3 separate regions of the Homo sapiens genome follow, and regions 1 and 3 are each linked to region 2. Evidence: chromatin contacts called from ENCODE Hi-C or POLR2A ChIA-PET data. All regions are on one chromosome and are shown on one strand. The core of a region is the stretch at or near the end of the contact, and the rest is flanking DNA. Distances in the headings are between cores, read along the strand shown. Region 1 has its middle 18 kb from the start of MTMR12. Region 2 has its middle 28 kb from the start of SUB1. Region 3 has its middle 37 kb from the start of GOLPH3.

Region 1 (3,564 bases), core at 1,037-3,536, 280 kb before region 2:
GGTGGCAAGAAAGGTATTCTCAGCACAGACTGGGAAATTCTCCCACGTAGCTGCACAGCATAAAGGAAAATGACAAAGGAGGCTGGGCCTGGTCCTTCCCTGCCCTCTGTCACCAGGCCTCCTCTGGGCACACTTACTGGGCCCACAACCACATCAGGCATGGAGTGGAAACTCGGCTTGAGCTGCAGGCCACCTGGGCGCTATAGAACTGTAACTCCCAGGGCTGGGAGAAAACTCATTTTGAAGGTGGGGTCACAGGGCCCAGAGAAGTAAAACAACTCGCCCAGGATCACAGTGCTGGTCAGTGCCACCCTGACACTTACTCCGACCATGTAACTTCTGAACCTTGATTCTAAGCCAAGTGGTCTGATGTAGGCAACTGAATGTGGTTATTTCTGAGCTTTTTCTTTGTCAATCCAGGCCTTATGAGCCAGTCACAGTTCATTTCCAGCTCCTCTCTCTGTTTTCCTCCCTCTCCCCTTTGGGCTGAATTGAAGGCTCTAGGAGTGCGCAGAGCCTCTATTTGGGATGGGATGGGTGGGGTTGCCCATCTCCCTGACTTGGGTCCCAGGGCTGGGCTTGTCCATTCCTTGGCAGGGAAGGTGCTTGGCTTGGAGGGTGCTAACTCAGGCCTGCCATCACTCCTTCCTGCTCCCGTGCAGCTCGCTGCTTCCTCAGAGATGCAGCTAAGTCCTTTCTCACCCTTTGGCTGGCTTATGCCATGTCCTTGAACCGGTGTGCTCATTTCCTCTGCTGGGCGGCCTCCCAGTTGCACCTTGGCTCTCTCTCCTAATTACTTGCTGTGTCTCACTTGAGGGCCGTGGAAAACTTGGGAGACATAGAGACAAGCTCTGCAGCACCTGGAAAGACCATGGCTCCATTTCAACCACTCCATACCATGCGTATGCATGTGTGTGTGTGTGTGCATGCAAGTATGTGTGTGCGTGCGTGTGTGGCAGGGTCGAGGGAGTTGGTCAGGAGGTCCATCAGCTACAAAACTCTCAGACAGAGGTGCAGGACTCAGGCCCCTTCTTCTCTCATATCCCCCAAATGACAGGCAAACTGTGGGGAGGTGATAAGTGGAATGACACTACCTCCTTCTCCCTGCGCTCTTTCCAGACCTGTCTCTCTCCTGGCTCAGAGCCCTCATGGTGCGTGTATGTGTATGTGTGCCTGGTCATGTTGGGAGGGAAGAGAGTTGGGATGTAGGAGAGGGAAGTAGCAGCTAGAAAAACCTGTTGTGCTCCCCATTTAAATTTCTCTTGACTCATTCCAGGATAATAGAGGTCAAGTTCAGGCATCTGACTTAGGGATGATCTCCATCCAGGAGGGAGGAATGAAGAAGCTTGTTGATGTCTCAAATTATTAAGATTGACACAATTAAATGCTTTACATGTCATTCAATCAAACAAAGGCTGCGCATCACAAATAAAAATAATGTGTTCTTCTGGATTTTATCTGAGATCAAAGCATGAAGTTTAGATCTGAGAATTTCTGGCTGGGCTGAGCTGATCAGGGAAGGGTGAGAACAACCAGGCTGTCTGTTCTTCAAGTTGAAGGAAGATGACACTGAGACAATCTTCTCTTCCTTCCAAATTTTGTTCAGGGCTGAATAGGGTTTGAAAACCTGGAAGAAGAATGAGAAGACGCCTCTTTTCCGCAGAGGAGGGCTGCTGGTGTTTGGAGCCTAATGATCTTAGAAAGAAGGAAGCTGTTGCTGACTTAGGGGTTGGGAGAACCTTCTCAAATAAAAACAGGCCAGGCGTGCCTCCCTGCTGGGATACTGGATCTTTGCTTAAAGTGCAGTTAGACCTGTTTTGGGCTTGGCTAACCGTTCCTACTCACTGAAGAGCTGAAGGGCTTATTGTTCAGGTGGCTGTAAAAGAACCCGGAGGTTGTGAAAGGCCCACTGTTTAATATTTGTAAAGGTCATCTGCCTCAAGGTTAAAATGTAATCAAACAATTTTTTTAAAAATCCTTTTTGTCCAAAGGTAAAAAAGAGAACATAAGGAATAGAAATTGTTAAGCTGCAAAGAAACATCTCTGTATTTTATAGACTAACTTTTCTGCTTGGGCGTTGTTCATGATCAGCCATTTCCCTGTCCCCCTACCTCCCTCCAGAACACTGGAGTCTATTCACCATTCATTCACCTGGCCTCTGGAACGGGTTCTGAGAGCAGCCAAGTACAGCACCAAACAAGGCAACCTCAGACACTGCAAATATCTTACACACGTTTAAGTTGTCTGAAAAGAAGTTTTATGGCTTAGCTGAACTGGGAGCCAGAAAGGGGGCGGGGAGCGGGAGGAGTCCATTTATTTTCTCACCTCATGTGAGACGACATCAACTGAAAAGAAAATGACAAGAGAAACTCAGTTTGGAACAACGTAGGGGCAGAGAAGTAATCCATTCATTTTTAGAAAGCTCTGTTCTCCTTTTTTACTGGTCTCTTCATGTCACCAAGACAACACCTTTCCCCATCCCAGAGGAAAGACTCTGTCACACTCGGTCAGAGAAGAAGCATCTCACAAAGGTCTGTGAGGCTGAACTCAGAAAAAAAGCAGGACATGCATATATGTGGGGAGGTGAGAGCAAGGACTTTGCTCTGGAGGTTACTGTTGGTTATAACACAGGGAGAAGTCAAAGACAAGACAAGAAGGACGGGTTGGAGCCACAGTTGATGGGGCTTTGAATACCATGCTAAAAAGTTTGCAATTTATCCTTAAGCATGTTGCAATTTATCCTTAGGATAAGTTTTACGCCTTTTAAATTTAAAGTTTATGTTATATTTTATTTTGAGACAATGTCTCACTATGTTGCCCAGGCTGGTCTTGAACTCCTGGCCTCAAGCCATCCTTCTGCCTCAACCTTCCGAATGGCTGGGACTTACAGGCATGCACTACTGTGCCCAGCTTACAGCTTTAAAAAAAAGAGAATTATTAAGTCATCATTATTTAAGAATTATTAATTAATTCACTATTAAGTAGGAAAAATAATTACAGAAATCCTAGAAACTAGATATTAGCAATTTTAATCAAATAGAAATCAAAATCCCAAAGAAAACAAGCCATAATCATACTACACAGGGTAAACACAAGAACATTTTGGGGAAGAGTGGTCTATATGTATATTCATGTCTATTCAAACAAAAAAGAATAATGATTTACACCTGTTTTTTTGTTTGGTTGTTTGTTTGTTTGTTTTGAGATGGAGTCTGGCTCTGTCATCCAGGCTGGAGTGCAGTGGTGCGAGCTTGGCTCACTGCAACCTCTGCCTCCCAGGTTCAAGCAATTCTCCTGCCTCAGCCTCCCGAGTAGCTGGGATTACAAGTGTGTGCCACCACGCCCGGCTAATTTTTTTATTTTTAATAGAGACGGGGTTTCGCCATGTTGGCCAGTCTGATCTTAAACTCCTGACCTCAAGCGATCCACCCACCTCGGCCTCCCAAAGTGTTGGGATTACAGGCGCGAGCCACCGCGCCCAGCCTACACCTGGTTTTATGACCTGATTTTTTTTCATCAAACATTATAAAGTAGATTTCTTCATGTGTTATTCGCCTACATAGT
Region 2 (3,220 bases), core at 334-2,833:
TCTGTTACCTAGTTCTGTAGATTAAAGTCAAAGATGAATGTCTTCAAACTTTGTGCAAAAGAACTTCACTTGGTTATTTTTAATGTGTTTGGTCTTTCTTGCCCTATGAGGCCTCTAAAAACAGTCATGGCAGTGACCAGAAACAACTGTTAAAATCATCAACTAGCAAAAAAATCCAAGAAAGAAGGGATCTTCACAGTTTGACCCCCCGATTTAATAGGCAAACTTGTATCTATTCCAAGGCTACATGATCTCTTTGTGTTGTCTCACTACCAAAGATGATCAAGATTATCAGTAGGAACATGAGGTTATTGGCAATAACTAGGGCTACTGCCTATCTCCACGCAGGGATGATTTCCAGTGGCTGCTGTTCCACTGCATTCTCCTTGACAGAGTGGGTATTCATTCCTAGCACGTTCAACCCCAAGCAAAACAAGGTCAGAGTTGGATGGGGAGATTTACAAGTTTTTGAGGACTTGGGCTGACAAACTTGAAGAATGGCCAGAGCAAACTCTCGAGGCAGGTACACAAGTTGGAAATCAGACTTCTAGTCACAAGTGGCAGGCCTGGAAACCTTGACAAGTCATCTCAAGGGATGATGTCGACCTTGGCCGTAGACAGGTCTGCATTCTTGATGTCAACCTTGGCCATAGGTCTGCATTCTTGTGGTCTGCCCTTGGCCATAGACGGGTCTGCATTCTTCTTGCTGTCTGCCCCAGTGGTGCAAAAGTCTTAGAGGGGGAAGAACGTATTGAAAGCTAAAGGCTTTGACAATTTATGTGTTGGTGATAAGCTGGTCTTTGTTAGCACTGTCCTAGTGAGGCTGAAGGAATAAGTTTCTCTGCTGAACTTTCACATAGGTTGTAGCTGTGGCAGGGCTCATCAGGGTTGGATTCTCAGATCTCTTAATGGAAAGCTTTGATATATTTCATGTGTGTTTTTAAATAGCATTCAATGTATGTTTAAATATAGGAGTGTCCTGTGAGTGGCTCCCGGGGAGCAGCCGGAAGTGTTGTACTCGGCTGTCTATTGTGTGTGGGAGAGTCTTTCTGTTGACTGTGGATCTCATATTTATGAGGACTGCATGCAAGGATTGCCTCTCGAGGTCTCGTTTATAGATTGATATCAGCCAGGTATTTTTCAGAATTCTGTTCTGCCATTCCACTGCCCTCCTGATTCTGGGAGATGTGGGCATTGAAAAGACTTTGTAGATTTCCTTTATAATTTGGCCCGGATGTGGTTGGCTCCTGTCACTATTATTGAACAAAGGCTCTCAAATAGTCTTCTTGATATAACAATAGTTGTAACAGCTTTGGTGTTTAGAGATTACTTCTATTCAGCTGGGAAGCCTCCCAACAATAGGCAAAACATGAAAATGTCTTCATTTGTGTAAGTCAACTTCAATTATTTATAGATGTCCCCTACAAAGGAGAGTGAGTTGCCTTCTCTGTGGACTTGATAGATAGGAAAGGTCTGACAATTCTGCCCGTCTACACTGGAAAAGCGCCTTATCACTTATACACTGCCAAGCGCCTTATGACCAGCGTGCCATTGCAAAGATCACGCAACCAGCCAGGAAGAAGATCCTTGGGCGCCACCTAGTGTCCATCTCGGGAATATCAAAGGCGACTGCATTGCTTCTCAAATTGTGGTTATTTCCAATGGGTTGTGGATCACTACTTTTGTTAAATACAAATAAATGATTAGAAAAGCGTATAAAAATACAAAATACAAGTCTGAATGTTTTATTATTAGATTTAGCAATAATATTTTAATAAATCAAAAAACGTGAAGAAAAAGTAAAAACTGCACAATGTTCATTATCAGTATAAACAAAACTAAACAAAGAGTGAAATGGTGGAAATAGCCATTGAAATACCCACATTAAATACCTAGACTAGTTTTGAACAACATGATATATATCAATATTTAGTTTTTAATGTGATAAATGAACTTGTTTCTTGTTAAAACTTAACTAGATTGAGTTGATGACAGTCACAGGGGATAGTGTCTATCTAAACTGTTTCTATGTTTTGTTTTAATAATATGTATAGTAAATAAACCAGCTCACAGGGAAATATTATCAAGGGTGGGGGAAGATACTTTATTTTATTTTTTGAAACAAGGTCTCACTCTGTCACCCAGGCTGGAGTACAGTGGCTTGGTCATAGCTCACTATAGTCTTGAACTCCTAGGCTCAAGTGATTCCCCCACCTCAGCCTCCCAAGTAGCTGGAACTACAGATGCATGCCATCATTGCTTTTTTTTTTTTTGACTTTTTGTAGAGATGGGGGTCTTGCTATGTTACCTGGACAGGTTTTGAGCTCCTGGGCTCAAGCAATTCCCCAGCCTTGGCCTCCCAAAGCGTTAGGATTACAGGTGTGAGCCACCATGCTCAACCAGGATATTAATTTTTAACTTTTATATAAAATAAAGTGAGGCTATATTTTCTAGTATTTTTCTTCAATCCTTCATAAATAGCCAACTCTAACAATTGGCTGAGCATGGCCAATTGGAATGCCATCAGTGAAGTATTTCCAAAAGCACTATTCTAAACACAATCCAAACTTGATTTCTTCAACAGTGGGATTGTGAGTTTACCAGGAACATGAAGAAAGGTTATCTGGCAGTGTTAGTGCACATTTGGTAGCGTTTGTTAGTGTTAGTGTTAGTGCAGGCTAATACTCACTATGTGCATGGAGGCTTCATAGGTCCAGTCGGCGGGCGTGGACTTCAAATAATCTCCACCTCCCGGGTTCAAGCGATTCTCCTGCCTCATCCTCCAGAGTAGCTGGGATTACAGGTGTGTGCCACCTTGCCTGGCTAATTTTTGTATTTTTAGTAGAGATGGGGTTTCGCCATGTCGGCCAGGCTGGTCTCAAACTCCTGGGCTCAAGGGATCCACCTGCCTCAGCCTCCCAAAGTGCTGGGATTACAGGCGTGAGTCACCGCGCCTGGCCAAGTTCTTTTTGTTTTGAAATAACTTCAGACTTTAAAGAAAAGTGTAGAAACAGTACAAAGGATTTCTGTAAGTACTTCACTCAAATTCCTACTTCACTCAAATTGTTAATATCTTATGTAACCACAGTACAATTATCAAATGCAGGAAACTAACATTGATACAATTATCTAATGGTACCAATTTTACAACTGTCCCACCAGTATCCTCATTTTTGGTCTCAGATCCAATCCAGAATCTCCCATTGTGTGTTTTTTTTTT
Region 3 (3,252 bases), core at 634-3,133, 400 kb before region 2:
CTGAAACATGTGCTGTGTCCACTCAGGGTTAAATGGATTAAGGGCGGTGCAAGATGTGCTTGGTTAAACAGATGCTTGAAGGCAGCATGCTCGTTAAGAGTCATCACCAATCCCTAATCTCAAGTAATCAGGGACACAAACACTGTGGAAGGCCGCAGGGTCCTCTGCCTAGGAAAACCAGAGACCTTTGTTCACTTGTTTATCTGCTGACCTTCCCTCCACTATTGTCCCATGACCCTGCCAAATCCCCCTCTGTGAGAAACACCCAAGAATTATCAATAAAAAAATAAATTAAAAAAAAAAAAAATTAGCATTTTTGCCATCCTGGTTTGTTTTTTCTTTGATGCAGGGTCTTGCTCTGTTGCCCAGCTGGAGTGCAGGGGCGTGATCACAGCTTACTGCAGCCTTGACCTCCCGGGCTCAAGCAATCCTCCTGCCTCAGCCTCCTGAGTAGCTGGTTCTGTAGGCATGCACCACTTTGCCCAGCTATTTTTTAAATTTTTTGTAGAGATGAGATCTCCCTGTGTTGCCCAGACTGGTCTCAAACTCCCGGGTCAGGTGATCCTCCTCCCTTGACCTCTGAAAGTTCTGGGATTACAGGTGTGAGCCACCACGCCTGGTCTCCATCCTGTTGTAATAAAATGTTATAATAAAAAGAAACCCCATCTCTACTAAAAATACATACGTGGAGGTATGTGTTCAGGTATTTGGACTCCCAGATGAACAATCTGTAACATTTGGAGGTAGGAGGCTCCCTTTGTTTGGAATATGCCTACCCCCCTCCGGTATACCTTTGCCCTGCCTATGATCTGTGAGTTAGAGTTAATTATGCATGAAAAGAGACTGAAGAGACTCAGTGGGTGTCCAGGTCTAGGAAATGCAGCTGAATAGAGCAGCAGTGCTGTGGGACCACCAGGTCCACTGTGCTTCCAAGACTTTGTTCTGAATAGTCTTGGGGCCCAAGCTCGGTGTGGAGAGGGTGAATGAAGGATGGGTGGTTTGGGCAGGGGAGAAGAAATGCACTTGGCACGAAAACTGCTGAGAGGACATTCCGTGAACCCCCTGGGGGGGGTGGCTTGGCAAGTCATTTCACCCCTCTGGGCTTGAGTTTATCCTCTCTAAAATGACATGGTTGAAGAAGATACTCTCTACATTTTGTGACTAGTAGAGAGAATTTGTGAGACCACTAATTAAGAATGAGTGTATTATCCAGCCTGGCCAACATGGTGGAAACCTATCTCTACTAAAAATAGAAAAATTAGCCAGGCATGGTGGTGCACAACTGTAATCCCAGCTACCCGGGAGGCTGAGGCAGGAGGATCACTTGAACCCAGGAGGTGGAGGTTGCAGTGAGCTGAGATCGAGCCACTGCACTCCAGCCTGGGTGACAGGGAGAGACTCCATCTCAAAAAAAAAAAAAAAGTATGAGTTTAGGTGTTTAAAAATGAGAGGTAGAAATAAATGCTGATTTACAATGTTATACACAATTTATAAGATTTTAAAGATTTTTTTTCTAATTTTGATAAAGTTCCATGTTGTTGTGAAGACTATTGCTTTGTAAATAGTGTGGGGGGTACGTGTGTGTGTGTGGACAGTACATGTACTCTTCTGTACACACACGCACATGCACACCACACATGATTACCATGGAAGCCGCCATGTCAGTGCGCCATGATTCTGCCCGTGTGCAGGTGACTGCCTCAGGGCTGTGTACTTATCCCAGCTGAGACACTCTCAATCCTTACTCTGGAGATTTAGATCTGAAAGTCCCAGGGTTATAAATTTTTAAGTCAGGGGCTTTAGGATGCACATTTTCCCTCACTTGGACCAGAGAAAACTGATCCAGAGAGAAAGTGGGGAGGAAACAGAGTAAACAAACTGAGAGGAGCCCCTGAGATGGAGAAAGAACGTAGGCAGCATTTGCATTTCTGGTTCCAGTAACTGGGGAGGCCCTGCTATTTCCTGTCATTGAGTTTCTGAGATAGAACAGGATCCTTATGACAACTTCCCCCTTTGGTTAAAGCACAATCAATTTGGGTTTCTCTCTTTCGCAACCAAAGGGAAAAAAATCAATAGCTAACTCACAAGTTCATTGTAGGGAAAAAGTTCAATTAAAAAATATATAAAGAGGCCGAGTGTGGTGGCACATGCCAGTAATCCCAGCACTTTGGGAGGCTGAGGCGAGTGGATCACTTGAGGTCAGGAGTTTGAGACCAGCCTGGCCAACATGGAGAACCCCATCTCTACTAAAAATACAAAAATTAGCTGGGTGTGGTGGCAGGTGCCTGTAGTCCCAGCTACTCAGGAAGCTGCAACAGAAGAATAGCTTGAAACCGGGAGTCAGAGGTTGCAGTGGGCTGAGATTAAGCCACTGCACTCCAGCCTGGGTGACAGAGCGAGACTCCAACTCAAATAAATAAATATATATATATATATATATAACCCCAAATATATGAACATCTAATGTGTCAATAAAAATAAAATAATATATAAAAAGGAGAAAAAAATGACCAATAAATCCATTGCTTTGAGATAACTTATCTTAACATTTGGGAATGTTTTCCTGCTACTTTTCCATGCATTTATGTAAATTAAACTAGAATTTTGACTTTTTTTTTTTTTTTTTTTTTGGAGACAGAGTCTCACTCTGTGGCCCAGGCTGGAGTGCTGGAGTGCAGTGGCATGATCTCGGCTCACTGCAACCTCCACCTCCCGAGTTCAAGCAATTCTCCTCCCTCAGCCTCCCAAGTAGCTGGGACTACAGGTGCCCACCACCAGGCCTGGCTAATTTTTTGTATTTTTAGTAGAGACAGGGTTTCACTGTGTTGCCCAGGCTGGTCTTGAACTCCTGAGCTCAGGCAATCCACCCGCCTCGGCCTCCCAACGTGCTAGGATTGCAGGTGTGAGCCACAGCATCCGGCCATGATTTTTAAATTCATACTTTTTTCACTGAATATATTGTGGCAAGACATACTATTTGATTGCACAACAGGGTGACTATAGCCAATAATAACTTAATCGCACATTTTTAAATGAGTCTAATTGGATTGTTTGTAACACAAAGGATAACTGTTTGAGGGGATGGATAGCCCATTCTCCATGATGTGCTTATTTCACATTGCATGCCTGTATCAGAACATCTCAGCCGTGTGCGGTGGCTCATGCCTGTAATCCCAGCACTTTGGGAAGCCGAGGTGGGTGAATCACGAGGTCAGGAGATGGAGACCATGCTGGCTAACACGGTGAAACCCT

What was found. Hi-C counts contacts between places; a loop is a spot of excess contacts on that map. ChIA-PET counts read pairs that join two places held with the same protein, here RNA polymerase II (POLR2A). Pooled maps may share reads with other maps.
Region 1: a map of HCT116 shows a loop between it and region 2 (14-fold over the local background). The contact joins two enhancer-like sites. A Hi-C loop is called at or near these places in 6 of 168 maps with a recorded cell type or tissue (Caco-2, HCT116, K562 and 3 more), 17 of 37 single-sample maps with no recorded cell type and 16 of 50 pooled maps. POLR2A ChIA-PET finds 5 or more read pairs at or near these places in 2 of 52 experiments (GM10248 and Panc1).
Region 3: a pooled map shows a loop between it and region 2 (4-fold over the local background). The contact joins two enhancer-like sites. A Hi-C loop is called at or near these places in 2 of 168 maps with a recorded cell type or tissue (K562 and psoas muscle) and 6 of 50 pooled maps. POLR2A ChIA-PET finds 5 or more read pairs at or near these places in 3 of 52 experiments (A673, PC-9 and activated CD4-positive, alpha-beta T cell).

Annotation. Positions count from the first base shown.
Region 1 is chr5:32,329,570-32,333,133 of GRCh38, forward strand. No RefSeq gene overlaps it. Among named protein-coding and RNA genes, the nearest start is that of MTMR12, 18 kb to the left of the region's middle. Within about 2 kb of position 2,287, at least 7 of the 41 ENCODE cell types and tissues checked have a DNase peak (open chromatin) inside an H3K27ac peak, as active enhancers do.
Region 2 is chr5:32,611,673-32,614,892 of GRCh38, forward strand. No RefSeq gene overlaps it. Among named protein-coding and RNA genes, the nearest start is that of SUB1, 28 kb to the left of the region's middle. Within about 2 kb of position 1,584, at least 3 of the 41 ENCODE cell types and tissues checked have a DNase peak (open chromatin) inside an H3K27ac peak, as active enhancers do.
Region 3 is chr5:32,209,353-32,212,604 of GRCh38, forward strand. No RefSeq gene overlaps it. Among named protein-coding and RNA genes, the nearest start is that of GOLPH3, 37 kb to the left of the region's middle. RefSeq lists a silencer at 2,253-2,412. Within about 2 kb of position 1,884, at least 5 of the 41 ENCODE cell types and tissues checked have a DNase peak (open chromatin) inside an H3K27ac peak, as active enhancers do.